Regions from separate parts of the Homo sapiens genome. Here region 1 is linked to region 2. A link is a contact called in ENCODE Hi-C or POLR2A ChIA-PET data. All regions are on one chromosome and are shown on one strand. The core of a region is the stretch at or near the end of the contact, and the rest is flanking DNA. Distances in the headings are between cores, read along the strand shown. Region 1 overlaps VAV2 (vav guanine nucleotide exchange factor 2). Region 2 holds the start of VAV2 (vav guanine nucleotide exchange factor 2).

The links. A loop is a pair of places that touch in the nucleus more often than their neighbours do. ChIA-PET counts read pairs that join two places held with the same protein, here RNA polymerase II (POLR2A). Pooled maps may share reads with other maps.
Region 1: a map of thyroid gland shows a loop between it and region 2 (3-fold over the local background). The contact joins the enhancer-like site here to the promoter of VAV2 in region 2. A Hi-C loop is called at or near these places in 15 of 168 maps with a recorded cell type or tissue (B cell, Caco-2, GM12878 and 12 more), 28 of 37 single-sample maps with no recorded cell type and 11 of 50 pooled maps. POLR2A ChIA-PET finds 5 or more read pairs at or near these places in 10 of 52 experiments (B cell, GM12878, H1 and 7 more).

Annotation. Positions count from the first base shown.
Region 1 is chr9:133,931,679-133,937,306 of GRCh38, reverse strand. The region is part of intron 2 of VAV2 (vav guanine nucleotide exchange factor 2); the gene reads left to right. Among named protein-coding and RNA genes, the nearest start is that of VAV2, 58 kb to the left of the region's middle. Within about 2 kb of position 1,651, at least 17 of the 41 ENCODE cell types and tissues checked have a DNase peak (open chromatin) inside an H3K27ac peak, as active enhancers do; they include heart right ventricle and thyroid gland, where a contact is called at or near this core.
Region 2 is chr9:133,989,867-133,995,383 of GRCh38, reverse strand. VAV2 (vav guanine nucleotide exchange factor 2) reads left to right here and starts at 3,060. Exons shown (of 30, transcript NM_001134398.2): 1 at 3,060-3,309. The coding sequence starts at 3,106. RefSeq lists silencers at 2,348-2,657, 2,758-2,857, 2,918-3,067, 3,338-3,427, 3,468-3,907 and 1 more and enhancers at 1,748-1,937, 1,834-2,561, 3,290-4,017, 4,018-4,745, 4,746-5,473 and 1 more.

The DNA.
Region 1 (5,628 bases), core at 402-2,901, 57 kb after region 2:
ACTTAACACACACACATTCACAGACATACAGTCACCCATACACATTCACACAGACATCCATGGACAGCCCCCCAACACGGACATATCACACACATTCACACACACACAGTCTCACATGTACACACATACTTAGACACTCAACTGGTATTTATGATAACTGTAAAGAGAAAAATACAGGAAAACCCTGGCCAAACCTACTTCTTGGCCAACAGTTAAAATGCAGCGTATTCAGTATATAATTTCATTTTGCTTTTAATTTGCTATGGCGGAATGCAGTGATGTAAGACGTACATAAATTTGGATTAAACTCTCATTATTCAACTTACCAGCTGTGTGGCCAAGCAGTTTGCAAATGGGCAGCCCTTGTCATCGTCCATGGTTTCCAGTGAGGCGGCTGCGGCTCTGAGGGGCTGCAGAAGGGGCTTCTTGTCATGCTGGCCTCTGGTCTCCCCATGTCTCACCGTGGCGGTCAGTGGTGGTGCTGGCCAAGCTGTGGCATCTCTCATGGGGAGCTGGGAGTAGACGGCGGGTTTGGACCATGAGTCATGGTGTGGGGTGCTGGGAATGGAGGTGATGTCACCGTGCAGACCCCCGGGCTGAGCTGAGGAGACTGGATGAGGTCCACAGGAGGTGTTTGTGAAGTGCAGGTTGCTGCTCCTGCCGCCCCCCACCGGTCGCTTAAAACAAGTCCAGACTTCCACACACAGATGGCAGTGCCTACTGTTTTTCTCTCCACTATTTTATACATAAAGATGCAATGGCTGGGTCGGGCATGGTGGCTCACGCCTGTAACCTGAGCACTTTGGAAGGCTGAGGTGGGCGGATCATTTGAAGTTAGGAGTTCGAAACCAGTCTGGGCAACACGGTGAAACCCTGTCTCTAATAAAAATACAAAAAGCAGCTGGGTGTGCTGGTGGGCGTATGTAATCCCAGCTACTTGGGAGGCTGAGGCAGGAGAGTTGCTTGAGCCCAGGAGGTGAAGGTTGGAGTGAGCAGAGATCACGCCACTGCACTTTAGCCTGAGTGATAGAGTGAGACTCTGTCTTAAAAAAAAAAAAAAAAAAGACGCAATGGCTGCACCTTTGGGAGACAGAGCAGGTGGCTGAGCACATGGACTTGGACCCCGGCAGGCTGGCTTTGAGTCCCAGCCCTGCCATCCCAGGGTGCGGCCTCGCCCAAGTGACTCAGCTTCTCCAAGTCCCATTTGTAAAATGGCGGTGACACTCCCACCCTCAAAGTTCCCTTGAGCGGGTCAAGCCATGTGTGCAGGGTCTCAGCACCGCACGTGCCCCAGGGCCCCGCCACTCTGGGGCCTTGCTGCTTCTGGTCTCCGCATCTGAGCCATGCCCTTTGCCTCCTGGAGCCCGCGTGAATGTGGCCTGTGGTGTGTCAGGGACAGCTGGCTGGGGACCGGGCCCCCTGGGACCGTGTGCTGGGTGCTGGCACACTTGGGAGCAATGGAGCCGGAACCCGCACTTGCCCTTCAGCGTGGGCCTGGCCTCGGCCCCGCCAGCCCTGTCTCTGTGGCGGTGCTTGCTTCCTTCCCTGGATGTTTTTCCTACCGTGGTCAAGCTGTGGTCAGCACTTCCAAATGGAGTCTGGCCTGGGGCCAGCGGAGGCTGGGGAGCTGGGACGTTCACCACGGTCTGGAGCCTGACGGTTCTGCTCTGCCAGCGCCTCCTGGCTTCTCCGGGACAGGTGTTCTGGAAAAACAAAACACAAGCAAAAGCCCAGCTCCTCCCTGCGGCCTGGTCTGCCCAGGTGCTCAGACTCCTGGGGACCTCTTGCTGGGCCGGGGCGTATTTGTTGCAGTCCCTGCCGTGGACAGAGGGGAGGAAGGGTCAGAGCAGGGAGGGGACTTGCCGAGGCTGCTGGTCTCTGGCCTCCCGGACTCCCAGCTTGTTGACCACAAGGAGCCGGTGTGGAGGGCGGGGCTGATAGGCCTGGTTCCTTACTTGGCCATTCCATGCATCGGTCCCTCTGGCCACAGAGATGAAGAGCGAATGCCCCTTTCATTTTTTCGGGGCATTTACTGAGCGTTTCCTACACGTCCAGATTCATCTTTTGTCATTCATGAGCTCAGCCCAGTTGGGACGCCCTGGCCATTCCAAATGAGCTCGGCGGCCTCCAGCAACCTCAGACCATGAAGATATGGCTGCGTGCCCTCCCCCTGTTCCTCCCACCCTTGGCCTGCCCAGGACGGGGGTGGCAGCTGTTTCTCCCCAGAACACAAAGCTCTGCAGTCAGAACTGACTGTCGTCTGGGGTGGGTGGGGCTGGTCAGGGGTAACCGAGGGGGTGTGGGGCTGGGGACTCCAGGGCTACCAGGGGCAGAGCTGACTCTCTTACTCCTTGTCTGATCGGCTCCTACTTACATTCACAGCATTCAGGGCTGAAAGGAGCCTGACCGACTGGCCGGCGCATTAGTCAGGGCCCTCCAGAGACCAGAGAGACAGAAGCAGCCGGGTAGAGGCAGACAAGAGGGGCCGATTAGGAGCATCGGCTCTCGCGACTGTGGAGGTGGAGGGCCCCCAGCAGGCTTTCTGCGAGGTGGAGACCCAGGAACGGGGGTGACAGGGCTTGGCCCCAGTCCCAAAGCCTCAGAACCAGGGAAGCAATGGTGTGATCTTCAGTCTAAGGCCAAAGGCCTGAGAACCTGTGGGGCAAGTCTTGGAGACCAAAGGCTGGAGAGCCTGGAGTTCTGATGTCTGGGGGCAGGAGACCAAGAGTCCCAGCTCCAGGAGAGGGAGAGGGAATCACATTTTCTCTGGCTTTTTGTTCTGTCTGAGCTCCCAGCTGCTTGGATGGTGCCGCCCACAGGAAGGGCATCTCCTCACCTGCTCACAGGCCAGTCTCCTCTGGAAACACCCGCACAGCCACACCCAGAAACAATGCTTCCCCGGTTCTCCAGGTGTTCCTTCATCCAGTCAAGTTGACACCTAAAATTCACCATCACAGCTGGCTGGTGTCTCTGGCTGGTTTAGGAAATGCCGTTTCCCCTATTATTTAAGGAGGTCTGTGGTGTTTCAGATCTTGTCTGGGCTCTGGGTTTGTTGTCATTCATTTTCTAAACAGCTGCCTCCCGGCTCCCCAAGTCTCTCATGTTGTGGGAGTCATTCCTTGGGAAGACAAAAAGCATTCATTTATTCGTTCATTCACTCATCCATCCATTTATCCATCCATCCATCCATCTATCCATCATCCATCCATCCAGCCATTCATCCACTCACCATCCATCTATCCATCAATCATTCATCTGTCCATCCATCTACCCATCCACCCATCCGTCCATCCATCCATCCATCCATCTACCCACCCATTCACCCATCCTTCCATCCATTCATCCATCCATCCACCATCCATCCATCCATCCATCCATTCACCCATCATCCATCCATCCATCCACCCATCCATCCATCCATCATTCATCCATCCATCCATCCACCCATCCTTCCACCCATCCACCATCCATCCATCCATCCACTCATCCATTCATCCATCATTCATCCATCCACCATCCGTCCATCCATCCACCCATCCACCCATCCATTCATCCATCCACTCATCCATTCATCCACCATCCATCCATCCACCCACTCACCATCCATCCATCCATCCATCATTCATCTATCCATCCGTCCACCCATCCACCCATCCGTCCATTCATCCATCCATCCATCCACCCACTCATTTACTCGTCCTTCCACCCATCCATTTGTCCATCCATCCACCATCCATCCATCCATCCACCATCCATCCATCCATCCACTCATCCATTCGTCCATCATTCATCCATCCATTCACCATCCATCCATCCATCCATCCACTCATCCATTCATCCATCCACCCATCCATTCATCCATCCATCCACCATTCATCCACCCATTCATTAGTTCATTCATCCATCTATCATTCTGTTAAGCATATAATTTACCACGTATTTAGTAAGCACTTAGTATGCTGGAGTTAAAATGAGGAGACTCACGTAGTCTTTGCCCTCACAGGGACCCTCAGATTAGCTGCTGAGCAATTAATGGTAGGAGAGAGGAGTGAGAAAGTAAAAACTCTGGAGCTTTGGCCCCGAGGCCTGCTGGCTCTGGCCCACAATCAGCCTTGGACACTGGAGTCTTTCCTCTGTGATTTTATCATGGAAAGGATCATTCCACGTGTTAAAGGGACACTAACGTGAATGAGACTGTCTCCCTCTCCCAGGGATGGCCCCATGTGGAGGCTGGTTTGACCAGTGTTTTCCCTGCTCATGGCCCTCACTTGCTGCTTAAGGGCGGTCTCCGCCCACTGGCCCTTGGGTTTTTTCTTCTGCCTTCCCTTTGGGACAGGTGTAGAGGGTTTCCTTAACCCAGGAGGAGCATTGGGAGGGGACCCACCATGAGTCAGCCTGGTTCCCTCTGCTCCTGGCCCCTGCCACCTGGGGAGACCTGGGCAGCAGGCAGATGGACCCCTGGAAACCCTCCAGGTTTTGGAGCCCTGGGAAGCCTGCCAGGTGGTCCACTGCACCTGCCTTCTGGTGCCTCCTCTCATCCAGGCTCGGTGGAGCCAGGCGGGCCCTGGAGGAGGCAGGCGGGTGAGAGCAAAGCTTCCGTCAGACCTGGACGCGAGTTGGACTCTGTAGATACTTGGTCTCGTTGAGCCTTTGTTTCTGCAGGGATCAAATGAAGCTTGAGACTGTCCCCTTGGAGGTGTTGCTGTAAAGGACTCGGTGAAAAAATGAACGGCAGGTCCTAGTCATTTTTATTAGCATTTTCTTCCTCTTCACTCACCCCGCAAGTTCCAGTAGGAACTAAAGGATCCAGAAGGTTTATTCCGGAAGTGTTTCTCTTCTGGCTGCTTTCCTGGTATTTTTTTCAAAGGGTTGCATTAAAGAGATTAGGTTTTGGCTCAAATAAGTTGTGTCCGGCTTCCTGTGCTGCCCGGGGTGGGCGTGCTGGGGCCGAGTTATGGCCGAGCGTGAAGGGTGAGTCCGCAGCCCTTGCTGATGGGAGCCGTTGGCCCTGCTCCCCGCCACGGCCTGTAGATCCTTTCCTGTTTTCCTCTGTGCCCTGTGTCTGGGCGGTTTGTCCAGTTGCCCAGCTGGGAAGGAGTGTGGAGAAGCCCATGGGTCGCCAGCTCTGGCGGCTTCTTCCAGGGGCTGGTTTGCCCCAGCTTGGAATCCGGTCGGGCATTTGGAGGGAGGATTCTGGTGAGGCTGCGGGGTTTCTGTGGCTTGCTTCTGAGATTCTGGTCCCTGGACTCTGCAGATCATGATAGTTCCGACCGTAGGGACTCTGATCTCATTGCGAGCTGGGACTGAGCACAGGTCTGCGGGAGGGAAGGAAGGCACCCCGGCAGCGCACTGACTGTTTACCATGTGCCGTGGTGTCGCCTGTGTTATCCCCACCTAAGCAACTGGTGCACGGTAACATGGCTGTGAGTTTCTTGGGTCCTCAAACCCTCGCTGTCCTCCCTCCCCAGGTGCCTGGTCATGGCATTGTCATTGGGATCCGTCCAGCTCCTTCGCGGGGCCCTGGGCAGGTGGCTTTCCCTGAGCCTGATGTCCTCTCCTGTGACGTGAGGACAGTGGTCCCGCTTCCCCTGTTGATCAGAGCCTCCTGGGCACCGGGTCACAGGCAGC
Region 2 (5,517 bases), core at 1,811-4,310:
CAACTCAAACCTCAGTTTCTCCTGGAAGCCTTGCTGCTCCCTCCCCGGGTGTGCCCTGCCTGGTGCCCTCCTCCGCCACCTGTGACCCTCCCCCATACTTGGGGTATGTGGCCCATGCTGGCACTTCTTGCTCCCTGGTTTAATCTGCTCGGCTGGACTGGCAGCTGCTCACTGGCAGTCTGTGTAAGCAGCTCCCCCTGGAGCCCATCTCCAAGGTGTGATGGGACTCTCGCCCCCTGGAGGTGTGCAGCAGGCAGTCCTGGCAGACAGCCCTGAGTCCAAGTGGACATGGATGGTGGTAGGATTTTCCCAAACAGCGTCCTCTCTATTAGTCTTCCTGGCATGTGCCTTGAGTCCACAGTCTCAACCTGTTCATCATTACACTCACACTAAAGGTTACAAAGGGAGCTCCTGCCCCATTTTCTTTACCTTTTATTTTATTTTTGAGACAGGGACCCACTGTGTTGCCCAGGCTGGTCTTGAACTCCTGGACTCAAGCCATCTGCCTGCCTGAGCCTCCCAAAGTGCTGGGACTACAGGCTTGAGCTGCTGTACCTGGCCCCACCAAACTTTTGTTCTTTGATTCACATCCATCCTGCCCTCAGAGCCTCCAAGGATTCTGGGAGGTGCACAGGGCCGGTGAATGTCCTATGCCGATCAGGACCTGGGAACCAGGGAGGCCTGAGTGGCTCAGGGCCACTGTGGTGAAGTCTGTGTCTCCTGAGTTGGGTCTTCTCAACGGTCAACCCCAGATTTTCTGTGCAGCCCCTCCTGGGTGCAGCCAGGTGCCCCGTGGTGACAGCACCACCAGGGGGCAGCAGGTACCCATGGCATTGTTGGCGGGCGGCTGCCTGGGTCCCAGACCTGGCTGGTCCTCTTGGCCAGAGCAGGCAGGCCCAGGACCGTGAGGACAGAGGCCCCCTTCTTGCTGAGGGAGCCACCTGGGGAAAGAGACATTTAGTGCATCAATGCGCCGGCGGTCCAGGCGAGGGGTTGGGAGAGTGGGTAGCTCTTCTTCCTCTCTGAGCCCTTTCTGTCCCAGCACAGTGGGAAGCCTCTGGGTAATTTATCCGTCCATTCTTCACAAGCAAGTCCAGTGGGAGCCGGGTCTCCCCGCTCTAGAGAGGAGGGGATGAGGCTTTGCAGGAGGAGGGATCAGTGTAGGCTCTCAGATGGGGCTGGAGGGCCCCGCTCAGGTTTCACTCCTGGCTTTCTGATTTCTTAGGGAGATGCTGATGGGTCCACCTGCTGCCCCATCTTGCTTCGGTGAGGAAAGCTCTCCCCCTTGCCCTAAAGGTGCCCACTGCTGCTTCCTCGGGGAAGGGCAAGAGACCTGAGCCCCCGCCTCACCAGCCACCTGGCCTGAGTTTACTGCTGCAGGGGCCAGCTCCTTCCTGACCTCTCTCTACGGGCCAGACCCTAAGCTGGGACCCCCTGCTTCCACCTCAGTGGAGAAGGGGTGAGTCTGACTCTGCAGAGACCAATTTCCAGGACAGGACCCCCATCGGAGGCCCTGGGCCCAGGGGACCCTCTCTGCGCTCGCATCCCCGTTCCGGCCCCTGCGCAGGGAAGCCACGGGGTAAGGGGTCCGGGGGCTGCAGTGCAGCCCCAGCTCATACAGGCCCAGGATTCCACCGGAGTCCAGGGTGGGAGCCCTCAGACACCGCACCCCAGCCTCCGGGCTGAGCCAGTCTCAGAGAAGGGCTTGGACTTGCCTGGTGTCCCCCAGTGAATCAGCAGTGAAAACCCGCGGTTCCCGGCAGCTGAGCCAGGATCCATATAATTTCAGTTGCAGAATCTGTTTGTCCTTGAAGCCCCTCCTACCGTCACACGTTGCCAGCTGGACAGACCGCGCCCCCACCACCCAGGGTGTGGCCTAGAAGGGAGATCAGGGCGGATCAGCACCGGGGCCGGCTGCGACCCTGGGCCGGAGAGCACCTTCCTGCCCTCACTCATGTCACGCATTCCGCCCTGGACGCCAGGAACTGCCCGCTGGGCAGCTGCGAGTGGCCAGGACTTTGGCCAAAAGCTGGGGAATCCTGGCCTTTATGCAGGGTCGGGGGTCTTCCTATGGGCCCCCGGCCAGGGCGGAGGACAGGAAGAGGGCTCTGGGAGTCCTGGGCCCGTGTGCCTTCAGCCTCAGCCTCGGGTATCCCGCCGGGGCGGCTTGATGGGCCAAGGGGGCTCAGTAAGCTTCGGCCCAGCCCGGTGCCCTCTCCCGAGTCTGTCGTTACCGAACGGCCATGCGAGGGCGCCCAGCGCGACAGGGACCACCTCCTGACCTCCACGGAGGACCAAAGGCACCCGGGGGGACGCCCGGCCATCACTCCACGGGCGAGGTCGCTCCCCCAGGGAGAAGGGCTCCCCAAAGTCCGAGCGCCCTTGGAGAAAGTCGGCCGGACCTGGGCCTGCGCCGCAACCCCCGCCCACCGCAACTTTCGCGGGCGGTAGCGGGGCAGGAAGTGGGGGGGCGGGGGCGGCGCTTGGGACACGGGGAGGTGCCAGGCGAGTGCTCCGGCCCCGCCCCTGCCCCGCCCGGCCGTGGCCGCGCCCCCTGCGCCCCCAGCGCCCCGGAGCCGTGGAGCCGCCGAGCCGCCGAGTCGTCGAGTCGCAGCGCCGGGCGTGGGGACTGCGGGTGGGGCGAACAAAGCGGCGGCGACGCGGGCGGCCCAGGCCCGGGACGCGCGGAGCGAGCGACCCCGCCGGGCCTTTGTCTCGGGCGGGGCAGGAGCCGCGGCGGCCGCGGGGCGCCCCGAGCGCAGAATGCGGCGCCCGGCGGCGCGGATTGGGGAGCGCTGCGGCGACTGGCTGCGTGGAGCCCGGCCCGGGGCCCGCAGGCACTTGCGTGTGTGAAGCGGGGAGATCCGGCGCGCTGCCCGTTGCCCGCCCCGCGGCCGCACGTGGGCGGGAGCGGCGGCCCGAGAGGAGCCCGAGGAGTAGGAGGAGGAAGAGGAGGGGACGCACGGCGGCGCAGCGGGGGACCTGGGGCAGCCCGCGCGAAGCCCCGCCCCGGCCCTGAGCCCCGCGCGCGCGCGGGCGGGATGCCCCGCGGCCGCTGCACTTTGGCTCGAGCACTGCCCTGAGCCGGTCGGGCCCGCGGGCGCCATGGAGCAGTGGCGGCAGTGCGGCCGCTGGCTCATCGATTGCAAGGTCCTGCCGCCCAACCACCGGGTGGTGTGGCCCTCGGCCGTGGTCTTCGACCTGGCGCAGGCGCTGCGCGACGGGGTCCTTCTGTGCCAGCTGCTGCACAACCTCTCCCCCGGCTCCATCGACCTCAAGGACATCAACTTCCGGCCGCAGATGTCCCAGGTGAGCGCCCGGCGGGCGGGAGGGCCCCGGGGAGGCGGCGTTCGCGCTGCCCGACGCGCGGACTGAACGCGGAGGTCGCAGCGGCGGCGGCCCAGGCGCCCTGGCTGGGGCGGCCGGGCTCCGGGACGCGGGCGGGCGGCTGGAGGGTGCGCCCCGGGCCTCCGAGACGCGACCTCAGGAGGCGCGAAGTTGGCCAAAGTCCCCTCAGCCTGGGTCGCGCCGCCGCCGCCCGCGGGCACTGCTCTGGTGCGCCGGTTCCGCGGTCTGCGCGGCCTGGGATGGGGGAGGCTCCGGCGCTGCGCTCGCTCTGCGGGGCCCTGCGAGTGGCCCCTCATTTCCCAGGGAGCCTGCCGAGCCGGGTGTGCGCGTCGTGGGTCGCATCCTTGGGCCTCGCGCCTCCTGGCCGGACGCCGGTGGAAGAGCGGGCGCGGTCGCTGCGCCGGCCCGGGGCGCGGCTGGAGGGCCCGGGAGGGGCGCGGGGCGGGAGCCCTCGGGGCCGGAGGGAGCTGGGTTGGCCCCGGGCACCGCCCCCTCGCCGGCCTCCGCCTCTTCCCGGACCCGGACCCGGGCCACTTGGCGCCAGTCCTGGCTCCCGGGTCGAGCCGCCTCGAGGATCCCCAGGGCCACTTGGCCCCAGTCCTGGCCCCCATCGCTTTCCCAACACCCCCACCCCTCCTTCGGGCGCTGAGTGTGGCCTTTGTCGCGGCGGAGGCACGCGTGCGGCCGCAGGGCCAGGCAGGAAAATGCCTGCCCAGCCGAACGAAGCTGCTTTTCTTGGCCTCTTAAGAGGGAACTTGGCTAAGACTTGAGAGAATCGAGGCTTCCGTCCTGTTCTCCGGGGGTCGCGGAATCCTTACCGGGAGCAGCTTAGAAGAGGTCGGGGGAGGCAGAGCGGGTGGCAGCCGGGTCCACCCAGCGCCGAGGAGGTGCGGTCTTCCAGCCAGCTCAGCAGCCCCTCACCGCGCGCAGTGGCAACTCCATGTGGAGAGGGACCATTCACCAGTGGGACTTAGGACGTGGTTCCTGGGAAGGAGGGAGAGTGAGTCACCAGCGATTCCAGGCTGGGCAGCGAGGCCTCTGCCCTTTGGCGGTGACTGCGTTTCCTAGGAGACCGGGCCTTTCTCTGCCGGGTTGGGGGGCGCTGACAAAGGCAAGCCCAGAGGGGAAGGGGCCGCCTTCCCACTGGGTAATGATTACCCAGCACTGCCTGGACCGGCTTAGCAGGAGCCCTCAGAGGCCTCCCTGGGAGCCAGCGCCTCTTCCCGCAGGATGTCAGTGGTCAGGTGCAGGTGGCGGGGGTGGCGGTCACTGCTGCAGAGGGCTTCCCCGGATCTGTTCTCAGAGCCCCACGGGGACTGGGAAGTCTGGACTCCATTTTATGGCTGGAGAAACTGAGGAGAAGGGTAGCTGTTGGGGAGCAGGGCTGGGCCTCGAACCAAGGTGGCTGCCTTTGATATGAGTTCCAGGGGCTGCCCAGGCTGACTTGCTCGGGCAGGATTCCCTGCTGCTTGCAGGCTGGGGCTCAGGGCAGAGGCAGGGCAGCTGGGTCCGCACAGAGGAGGCTTGGGAGGAGCCCAGCCTTGCCTGGTGGACTCGCTGGGTCCGGGGGCTGCCCCTCCCCAGCTGTGGTTTGGGAAGATGGGAAGAGGAGGGGGCCGTGGCTGTGGCAGGTGGCTTGGCTCAGCTCCTGCACTGGAAGTTCAAGCCAGAGACTTCCTGGGGTCTCTGGAGCCATTGGCCAGGCAGCAATACGAACCCTGACAGAGGCCCCTTGAGCCCTGCTGCTGGGGGGTGGACGGGTGTCTAGGGGTCCCGCTGCTGGGCCGGTAGAGGGGTGTTTAGGGGCCCTGCTGCCGGACTCGTGGAGGGCGTGTAGGGGCCTGGATGGTAGGAGGACCAGATGGGTGTGTGTCTGTGTGGCTCTCCGCTCTGATTGAATCCTGGCACTGTCCCCTCCCAGGTAGGCAACGACCTCCAGAGCCTCAGTTTCCCCATCTCTGTCATGAGAACAGTCATAGCAGTCCCCTCGTAGCCATGCTGTGAGGATTTGCTAAGGGCAGGCACAGAAGGCACACCCTTCGCACAGTGCCCAGGAAATGACCGTCACCTGGACTGTGGCACGTAGTGCCCTGTGTCGCTGAGGCTGATCTTGCCATCCACTCCTCTGTCCCGTGGAGGGTGGGCCACCTTTGTACGGCTGTTGCCTGC